Linked DNA regions of Homo sapiens: region 1 is linked to region 2. A link is a loop called in an ENCODE intact Hi-C map of the cell type or tissue named here. Cell type or tissue: CD4-positive, alpha-beta T cell. All regions are shown on one strand. Each heading gives the region's core, and the rest is flanking DNA. Links, peaks and the distances in the headings are about the cores only.

Region 1 (5,376 bases), core at 135-5,134, 1.9 Mb after region 2:
TTTGGCCTTCTGTAGAGCAGAACCCACCTGGTGCATGACAGTCAACTGATGGACAGCTTGTTCATTTTCACTATAAGTCTGTTTGCTTCTGAACACCTACCATCTACTGCCCCCAGAAGTCTTGCTCAGATCTAACCGGGATGCCCAGGCCTAGCTCAGCCTCACTTAGAAGCAGATAGAGTGATGGGCAGCTCAGTGCTGCCCGGAATGTGTTCCCTGACACCAGCTTCATATCTTACAAGTTGTGAAGTTAGAAGGCACGCAGTTTAAGGAGCGAGACAGGCAGACAAGAGCAAGAGATTAGTTGCCCGAAAAGTTTAGAAAATGCTTACTACATATAGTTATGTACTATAACTACACATCCCCTTTCCAGGAAACTGCCAATTTGCAACAGCGTAATAAAAGCTCTGATAAATCCTGTAACAAAAGTGCCTGCTTAACTCTATCCTCAAATTTCCCAAACTAATTAGGCCATAATAGTAGTTACCATTTATTAAATGCTTACTATGTGCCAGGCACTGTTAAGTGCTTCACACGGAACTGAACTTTATAACAACCCTATGAGGCAAATACTAAAATTATCCTTCTCATATCAGAAATGAAGACTGAGGGACAGAGAGGCTGTGTAACTTGCTCAAGGTTATAGCTATTGAATGGCTGAGCCAGGCAGTCTGCTTCCAAAGCCCAGACTTTACCACTACACTATACTTCCTCACAGAGCCCACTGGCCCCAGGGACTAGTATTTTAAGAACAGAGCTTTAGAAACACTGGTATGATGAAATAGCATGGAATTCAGAATCAGGATACCTGGCTTCTAAGTCCGGTTTCACTGTATGAAACTTCATTACATACTTCATTAAAGGTACTTCATTAAAGTACTTCATTAAAGGCAATGGAGGATGGTGAGAAGAACACAGACTCTGAAGCCAGACTACCCAGGTTCACATCCTAGTCCTGCTCCCCACCAGCAACGCGATCTTGACAGTTTACGAGACCTTTCTGCACCTCAGTTTTCCCCATCTGTAAAATGGGGATATTAACAGTTTAATACCAAGTTTGTTCCCATTATATCATGTAACATATCATGACATCCTGTTTCTCCAAAACAAAATAAGAAAGAGAGGACCCTGGGCTATTTGATAATGCCCAGGATGAGAACTGTGGGGACTGAAGGGGGAAGGAGGGGGGTAGGAGAGAAACACGGAACTGGGGAGGGTCAGGGCAGTGTGACAGGTGGAGGATGGGAGTGGGGAGCACACTGGCATGGCTGTGTTGGATTTTCCAGCCTCCCAATAGAGAAAGCACCAACAGGAAATTGGCGCTGTTTTCTTTCCATCCCCTCCACGTGCCTGGGTGTATGGGGGCCTGCTCCACTCCAAGAGTAGAGGGGACAGCGAAGGCAAGACTGATGGTGGAGGGAGGCCACCGGGCAGGGAGATATGAAAGACCCTCGGAGAGTAAACCTGCCTGGGAGAGGGACCCGCAGAGGCAGGGCCTCAGCCTGCATGAAGCTCCAACCCTGCGGGCACCAGAGCCTGTCCTCAGAATTTTCACTGAGGTGTGGCATGGATGGGGCCATCTTCTCTCCTCCTGCCTGCCTCTCCAGACCAGGTGCTGAGAAGGGGGATGGGGGCAAGTGAGGAGGAACTCACTTTCCATACAACGCAGACCGAGAGCACACAGCGTCACACGCAGATCTCTCCGTCACGCTCCTCCATGGCAGGCTTCCCTGGAAGCCAGGCCACTCCTCTTTGTGGGCAGAGTCACCTCTGAGGCCTGCCCACACCAAACAGGCTCACATAAGAGCCAATGCTCAGTCAAATGCTGAGTCCAATTCAGAATTTCTGAGGAGTGGAAAGTGGGCAGCAGAGGAAGAAAGTGACAGAGACACAGTGCTAATATCTGGCTGCCTCGCAGGCCAGCACGTGATGGGCACTCAGGTCCTGGAGGACGCTGAGGTTCTTGCAACAGACACAGTGGCAGTGACAGAAAAAGCCCCCCACCCAAGTCCTGACTCCAAAGTGTGGCCAGGACCTGCTATAGTTTGAATACTTCTGTCTCCCCAAAATTCATTTATTGAAATCCCAACTCCCAGTGTGATGACATTTGGAGGCGGGGCCTCTGGAAGGTTATGAGGTTGGAGTCCTCATGAATGGGATTCATGGCCTTATAAAAGAGATCCCAGAGGGCCCAACCCTTTCCACCATGTGGGGACACAGGGAGAAGGTGCTATCCTATTTGTGAACCAGAAAGTGGGCCCTCACCAGACACTGAGTCTGCTGGCACCTTCATCTTCAACTTCCAGCCTCCAGAACTGTGAGCAATGTACTTCTGTTGTTTATAAGCCACCCGGTCTATGATATTTTATTACAGCAGCTTGAACGGATTTAGACGGAACCTAAGGATGCACGCGCATGTGCGCGCGTGCACACACACACACACACACACACACTCTCTCTCTCTCTCACACACTCCCAAAAAGGGAAACAGTGGGTTGTGTTTATAAGTGCAGGTGGCAGGGGCGGGGAGGAGACACAGGTCTCTGTCTTTGTTTACCCACTTCCGCAAGGGGAAGCCACCGCCAGTTACACCACCTGAGCAGAGGGAGCTTCTGCCAGGGCCCGCCTAGGAGGGACCAGCAAAACAATGGTAGTGAGCTGATGTCAATTGGGCACAAGTCCCAGGGTGGCTGAGGCTTCCCTGTCAATCCCACCCCTCTTAGCTGTCAGGTCACTCCAGTTACTGCAAAGTCCAACCCAGCTTCTCCCAGATCTCCTGGGCCCACAGGGATGTGCCACACCCCAAGTCCTGTGGTAGTTACTATCTACAAGACAACCCTTGCAGCAGCTCTGCCGGAAGGAAGCAGAAACTTCTCTAAACCCTTCCCTCATTTTGCAGTGGGAGGTAAAGGGAAGCTCTGCAGCTCCAAGACACTGGGCCTGAGCCTCACTGACATTGGCTTTCACAATGTCTACCCCTAGATTCTTGGCAGGCTTCTACCACCCCCAATTACTCTCTCTCACACACTCTAAACCAGCTCCCCCATCTTTTCACGGCCCACACTCCCCCGTCAAGGGCCCCAAACATCACAGGACAGTCACAAGGGACTTCTCAATTCTGCTGCATGAGTTTTACCGCAGCCCACACAGCTCTGATATCATCTTCTAACACTGCTGCTAGGCCACTGGGATGGTACACAGGGTTTGGAGTCCAGTGACAATGATTCCATTCTAGCTCTACCTCTTGTTAGCTGTGTGACCCTGGATATATAGATTGACCACTCTGAGCCTTTCTCCTCACCTGTGAAAAGAGGAAAAATGCATCCATCTCATTACACAGCTGTGAGAATGTAGTATTCTCACATATATATATATATATATATATATATATATAGCACTACAACAGGTATTAGCACACAGCAGGTGCTCAGTTAATTTTAACTTAGTCCCTAGGAGGCATTAGCCTGGAGCCAAGGTCTGGTTCCTAACGCAACTGCTTGCTGTGTGACCCCCCTGGGCAACTTAACCTCTCCGAACCTCCATTCTATCTGCAAAGACCTGATGTACCCCACCTACCTTGGATTACTATGAGGACTAAAAGTAAAAAGAACAGGAACGCGCTTTGTAAAGCAGGACACAGTTATCTTCACTCTGTGACCAACACGCCTAGTGGCCAAAGAAGCCAGGCTCTGACATTTCGAGAGGGAGAAAAGGGTCACAGATCCTGGGCACACACTAAACTCAGGTGTCAGGCTCCCGCCAGGGGACCAGCCCAGCCCACACAGTGAGGGGAGTGTCCAGCCAACCCTTAGGGTCCCGGGGCCTCAGGAAAATGCTGGTAAGGGGAGGGGTAGAGGGAGGGCTTTTCAGAGCCTGAAACTCAGCTACCATCAGCTTCTCTGATTAGGTCCCTCAAAGACATCCCCGGTACCTGTGAATGCGTTACTTTAGGTGGCAAAAGGGACTGTCCTGAGGTGATTAGGGTTACCCGCCATGAAATGGGGAGACTAGCCTAGATTATCCGGGTGGGCCCAATCCAGTGAGAAGCGTCCTTCAAAGCAGAGAGCCTTTGTTGCTGGGTTAAGGATGAAAAGGAAGAATAAGAAGGACAGAGTCCAAGCATGAGAGGGATTCCACCCATGGAGGAAAAGGGCCAAGTGCCACGGAACTCAAATGGCCTCTAAAGCTGGAAAGGGCAAGGAAGCATTCACCTCTAGGGCCACCAGACAAAGACACAACCCTGCCAACACCTTCATTTTAGCACCATGAGATCCAAAAGACCCTGAGATAAAACTGTAAAGATAAAAAAACCATGTGGTAAAATAGTGCAGCCACTATGGAAAACAGTATGGAGATTCCTCAAAAAATTAAACATAGAACTACCATACGATCCAGCAATCTCACTCCTGGGCATACAGGCCGAGTACCTCTCATTCAAAATGTGTGGGATCAGCAATGTTTCAGACATTGTGGTCTTCAGACCAGATGACTTCAGATTTTGGAATACTGGCATCATACTTACCATTGTGTATCCAAAATCCAAAAATCCAAAATCCAAAATGCTTCAATGAGCACTTCCTTTGAGCGTCATGTTGGAGCTCACAAAGTTTCGGACTTTGGAACATTTCAGATTTGGGATACTCAACCTATATACCTAAAGGAAATGAAAGCAGGGACTCCAACAGACATTTGTATACCCATGTTCATAGCAGCCTCATTCACAGTAGTCAAAAGGTGGAAACAACTCAAGTGCCCATTGATGGATGAATGGATAAACAAAACAAGATCTCCACATAAAAAGAGAATATCATTCAGCCTCAAAACAGAAGAAAACTGACATATGCTACAATGTGGATAAATCTTCAACACATTATGCTAAATGAAACAAGCCAGGCACAAAAGAACAAATACTTCTGATTCCACCTATATGAAGTCTCCAAAGGAGTCAAATTCCTAAGGACAGAAAGTAGACTGCTGTTGGCCAGGGCTCAGGTAAGAGGGAATGGGGAGTTTACATTTCCTGAGTACAGAGTCAGTTTGGGAAGATGAGAACCTTCTGGAGATGCATCGTAATGACTGTTGCACAACGAAGTGAATGTATTTAACACCACTGAACTGCACACCTAACAGTGGGTAAAATGGTAAATTTTACGTTGTGTATATTTTTACCACAAAAAGAGTTGCATGGTTTTAAGCCACAAGTTTGTGGTAATTTGTTACAGCAGTAATTGAAAACTAATTATTGAAAACTATTTGAGGTGATGGATATATTAACTAGTTTGCTTTATTTCACATTGTATTCATAGATTATAACATCACTTTGTACTCCATAAATTTACATAATTATAAATGTTAATTTACAATAAATTTTTTTTT
Region 2 (5,376 bases), core at 74-5,073:
TCACACTGTTTTTCAGTGATGGTAAGATAAAGGGTAATTTTAAAAATTCCTATTCTTTTCCAGATTGTTTCTAACACTGCGCATGCCTTTCGGAGACAAATTTTAAAAATAAACATTATTTTTAAAAGGAAACAAACAAACAAAACCAAACAGAAGGGAGGCTGGGTTTCTTGGGGATTTCGGGAGTGCCTGTGTCTCCACGACCTGGGCAGTGCTCTTCTGAGAGGACTGAGGGCTGGGGAGGCAGAGAGAGCAACGACAGGCTACCAGCATTGAGAAAGAAGGCCTCAAGGCCACATTGAGAAGGACACTACGCTCTGGATCACAGGCTGAGCCCTGCATTCTTGACATTGGAGCCCTTCGGGAGTGCCAGAACGAGCAGTCCCTCTCCTGGAGGAGCCTGCCTTCCCACCACGGAGGCTAACACCACAACAGCCACAGTGAGCCACCCCTTCTGCCCATCTTCTTACGTGTCAAGCACTGTGTTCAGTGCCTTCACAGGTAACTTCGATAAGTCACGATGGGCATGCTGCGACTAAGTTGGTACTGATATTCTATTGGTTTTAAATGGGGAAACTGAGGCTCAGGAAGGTTCAGTATTTTGCTGGAGGTCACACAGCCAGGCAAGGGCAGAGCCAAGATTTCAGTTTCAATCTGTCTGGCTTGGAAGACTTCCTTATCTTGTGGCAGCATCTCCAGAGATCATGGGTCAGCCTCTTCTTGCCAGAGGCGTGTGTGTGTGCACAGACACATACACGCTGAGTGACAGAGGGACAAAAACAGTGAGCACCCACCCAGGCACTGTGCTCGAAATTCTTCCTGCAAACCTGCAAGGTAGGTTCTAATGATGTTCCCATTTACCCCTAAGCTTGCGCGGTGGCACGATTTACCAAGCATCACCGGCTGCCCAGGGTGACCTAGGATTCCAGCTCAGGTTTCTCTGACACTGATGTTGACCCTAGTGTGCTTCCGTGTGATCTTGCTTCTCTGGCTACTGGTGTTCTGCGGGTCTTGGACAGGTGAGGCAAACTAGGGCCAAATACTGCCCTCTGCCTGCCTTTGCATGGTCCCTGAGCTGAGAATGATTTCTACATTTTTAAAGGGTTGTAAAAACAAAACTCAAAGATTATGTGGCAGAAATATACATGGCTGGGCAAAGCCTAACATATTTACTTCCTGGCCTTTTAGAGAAAAAGTTGACGACTCCTAGCTTAGGGTCCTGAGGTCCAAGGAGGAACTCCTGGTCCTGCACATCTTCATCCTCCACATTTGGTGGTCCCAATGCTGCATGCGAGCTGTGGCTGTGGACTCAAAGCACTGTGGTGGGGGACATTTTAAAAATGAGCTGTAAAAATCTGCCACACTTAGGGCACTCATTTTCCCACTTATATTTTGGGGGGATATCTGTACCCAGGGAAAAGCTCAGTGATCCTTGTTGGATTTCTAGGGTGAAGGGCTTTTATCTCAGCATGGGGTCAAGTGCAGCTATGTGTGGGTGGCAATGAACTTCAACATCTAGCGTGATTCCCCTGCAAATTGGAAGGCACCAGTGCCACCCCAGGCACCAGCCTTGAGTGTCAGGCATAGTGCCAGGTGCACAAGAAGAAAGCAAGGTCCCTGCGGATCTCATACAGCCCAGTCTGGGGAAGCAGGGGAGCCCCTCTTGGGTATCCGAGTTGGAAGAAGAGGCTATGAGAATGGGAGGAGGGGCAGGGAGGACAGCCAGGAAATGCAGGCGGTGACACCTGCGCTGTGCCCTGAGAGATGAGGCGTTACGCGGACTTGGGGGAAGGGACGTGGGGAAGTTGGTGCTGGCCAGGCGCGGCGGCGGGAAAGGCCCTGGGCAAAGGGGCCCAGAGGGGCGGCGGAAAGTGGAGCGGGGCTGTAGGTGTCAGCAGAGACGCGGCTTTGGGGCCGGCACGGCCCGCCCCTCGGCCCGCGCGGCCATTGTCTGCGCCAGGCGCCGCCTTGGCAGCAGAAGGTGACATCTGGTGACTAATGGCCGCGGCTGCGCGCCGCGCTCCTCCCTCCCGCAGCGCCCGGGGCGCAGCTGCCGCGCCGCCTCCTCCCCACTCTTCTCCCCTCCCCTTCCCTCCGCTCTGTGGGCCAGCGCGGGGGCGCGGGGCGGGCAGGATCGATGCCCTGGTTTCCGAAGGGCAGAGGCCGCCCGACCTCCAGCCGGCCGGGCCGCCCCGCCCCGCCCCACCATCGCGCATGCGCGTCCTCCAGAGCGCTCCCTTGGCAGCCAGCCCGCGAGGACGCGGCTCCCCGCCAGGGGCAGTGCAGGGAACAGTCATGCCTCCCTGCCCCCGGACGGCCTCACTAGCGGCTGCAAACACCGGCCCATACCGGAGCCTATATGCATGTGCATTAACTCGCAGGTGCACGAACCCACGGTCACACGTGCTGTCATGCATTGTACACCTGTGCTTGTTCATGCGTGTTCACAGACGCATACGTGGGGGCCGTGCTCGCCCACAGACTTACCTCCAAAATGTCTTTGAGTGTGTTCACATAGGTACACGCATCACGTGTGGACTCGCGCAGCCATGCACTGCTTACACACTCAAATATAGGAACACCCATGGGCATGTCTATATATACACTCACAGGCACAGCAAGTGATGCCCTTGTTCTTGCCAAAGGTTGAGGGAGGGACAAAGCGCCTAATTTAGATCTGAGACAGGATCTAGTGTGGACTAGGTACCCCTCTTCCCCAGTGTTTACACTACTTATAAATTAGTTGCGTTTGAGAAACTACATAAAAAACCTGGAGATTTCACCTATAGATCTGGATTTCTGGCTTCTTTTGCAAAATCAGAAGCTCGGGAAAATTAAGGCATACTCCCAGCTTATCACAATGCGCTGGGGCTGAGCTGCAGGGTATCCCTCAGTCTGTGATTAAAGTTCCCCTACCTCCACCCAAAGGCCCCCTCCCCATGCTGGTTCCTTCTTCCCTAGCCAGGATTTCCCACGTGGAGCCTCAGCCCTAGCCCTGACTTTGGAGCTGGGCTAACTAGCTTTAGCCCTGATGTCCACAGCAAGGAGATCCTCTCCACTGTATGATGTTGGGGGGGGGGGTGCTGCCAGCCATAAGGAATCCCTCTGCAGTCTGCAAAGTACCCTCTTCACGCAAGGACGTGGTTCACCACAGCAGAACCACGTGTGGTTCTGCTGACAGCTCCGAGAGCAGAGCGCTAGTGCTTCCATCTTATAGTTGAGAAGATGGCGGCTTGGGAGTAATGATATTACCACCTAGTTGGAAAGTGCAGATGGGGTTGCAATCACTGTAGCTGAAGTGTGGGAGGGGGAGCAGGGTTCCTCTACTTTAAGGTGCCCCTGAAGCTGGCTCCTGCCTGGCTCTGGCACATCTGTCTCCCCTCTCTGATATTGTTCCTCTCAGCCTCTGGCCTGGTGGGGACGCCTGGTTCACTGAGGGAGAGGCCAGTTCCTGAAGCTTCTGGGTGTCTGCATGATGTCAGGCTCTGGCTAAACTAGCGAGTGGCAGCCCAAGAGGCAGTGGGGAGCTATGTGGATGTTAGTGTCACCCACTGCCCACCAGTCCTGGTGCCCCTTACTCCTGCATCATCTCATCCACTCAAGGGCTCTGGCTACCTCTGAGGGCTGACACCCTGCCCAGTGGCTCACCTGAGCGCCTGTCTCACTTATTCTTCTCCACTGGAAATCTGGCATGTCCTTGACTCTCAGCATGTCCAAAGCCAGTCTGTGAAGTGGGGTGACCTCAGGTGGGGTGTCCAAAGTGGGTATAGCCTGAGCTCAGATCCCAGCTCTCCTTCTCCCTCCCTGTGTGACCCTGGACAAGTAATTGCCCTCTGTGCCTTCAGTGTCCTCCTCTGCAAACTGAGAACCATAATAGTACCTGCTTTGAGGATTGCCCAGTGAGGATTAATTGAGGAAATTTACACAAAGCAATCTGTGTGGTGCCCAACACAGATCCGGTGCTCAGTCAATACCAGTGCTTTTTAACTTTAGCTGGTTCTTCCTTCCGCTGCTCCCACCTTGGTTGGTTTGTACTTTCACCAACCCAGGACAGGATGCTGAGAATTACTCCTGCTCCTCTCTTTGCATCTTCCACACATTCAGTCCTGTCAATTTGACCTCCCCAATATCTCTGGAGTCTGCGCTCTCCTCTCACCCAGGGTGCCTCTGCTCTGGTTTGGTTTGGTGTCACCTCTGGTCTGCACACTTGTGTCCCCTAGCCAGGTTCCCAGGCTGCAGGCTCCTCGAACTTAAATCCAGTTTCATTGCTGCCTTTGAAATGCACATGGTGTCACTCCACTCTTAAGGTGCACATCCAAGCTTCATGACCTGGCATTCACTGTGGGTGGCTGAAAGGATAGCCATGGGTCTAGGGTGAAATTTTAGGAAGTAAAGCTGGATGTGTGCTTTTTCTCTCACCGTCCTGTGTCTGCCAGACCTCACATTTAGCAGCCAGTGGACCCTTCACTCCCACCTATCATACACATTTTCTCCCCTCCATGCCTTTGCCCAAGCTGTACTCTCTGCCTGGAAATCCCCTTCCCCACAATTCCAACTCTGCTTTCTGTCTTGAGCTCACCTATCCAGACCCTCCAGCCTCCCTTTATATTCAGTTGTTACCTCTCTCTCATGATCTGCTTAGAGCACCCTGCATATATTGCCTTGATTTTGCACTTAACCTCATTTGTCATATTTCTCTGTTTACATACCACCCAGACCAATGCTTCTCAAGCTTTATCAGGCACATGAACCACTTGGGGCTCTTTTCCAAATGCAGATTCAGCTGGTCTGGGCTGGTGTCTCTGTATTTTTAACAAGCTCCCTGGTGATGCTAATGGTGCTGGTTCAGGACTATATTTTAAATAACAAATACTTGGATAGTGAGTCCCTAGAGGGCAATGACTTGTGTTCAGTTCATCTTGGTATCCCTGGTACCTAGCTAACAGCTTGACAAATGGAAAATCAATTAAATGCCTACTGAAGTAAACGAATGAATGAATGAATGAACGAAAGGCATCTCATCCAGATGAGAGTGTTGGAAAGTCTTTTGGAGTTGTTGACACCTGAGTTGCATTGTTAGGGAGGTATAGGAGGGAGCCAGGTAGAGAAGGCAGTGGCGGGTTGAGATACTCCAGGTGAAGGTCAGTGCTAAGGCATAGGGATGTACAGAAGTGCAGGTGCAGGATAGTGTAGGAATGGAAGACTTGAAGTTCAAGGTGTTGGGGAAAGAGACCAGGTCGCCAATAGCCAGCCCTGGATTCCGTGCTAGCTTGTTTGATCCTAGAGCCTTTGGAGAATGGCATAATTCCAACCGTGGGCCACTCCTGCAGCAAGCTAGGAAGAAATTCCAGGGAGGAGATGTAAGACTGGGTAGTC

The links. A loop is a pair of places that touch in the nucleus more often than their neighbours do. Peaks named below come from ENCODE experiments on the same cell type or tissue, not always from the same donor. Only the 100,000 strongest peaks of a DNase experiment are listed, where the experiment ranks them.
Region 1: it touches region 2 in a loop (12-fold over the local background); 2 of 110 quality-filtered maps call a loop at or near these places.

The regions. Positions count from the first base shown.
Region 1 is chr10:80,185,118-80,190,493 of GRCh38, forward strand. The region is part of intron 1 of ANXA11 (annexin A11); the gene reads right to left. Among named protein-coding and RNA genes, the nearest start is that of ANXA11, 18 kb to the right of the region's middle. RefSeq lists enhancers at 1,027-1,527, 3,168-3,267. In CD4-positive, alpha-beta T cell, for the core only: no CTCF peak of the experiment used is centred there; DNase peaks (open chromatin) are centred at 1,724, 2,534, 2,894 and 2,984; H3K4me3 peaks cover 1,399 bases; H3K27ac peaks cover 3,840 bases.
Region 2 is chr10:78,301,288-78,306,663 of GRCh38, forward strand. LOC124902468 (a long non-coding RNA gene) reads left to right here and starts at 726. Exons shown (of 2, transcript XR_007062212.1): 1 at 726-834. RefSeq lists a silencer at 1,769-2,378. In CD4-positive, alpha-beta T cell, for the core only: CTCF peaks have their summits at 2,329 and 2,537; DNase peaks (open chromatin) are centred at 2,114 and 3,274; H3K4me3 peaks cover 1,436 bases; H3K27ac peaks cover 999 bases.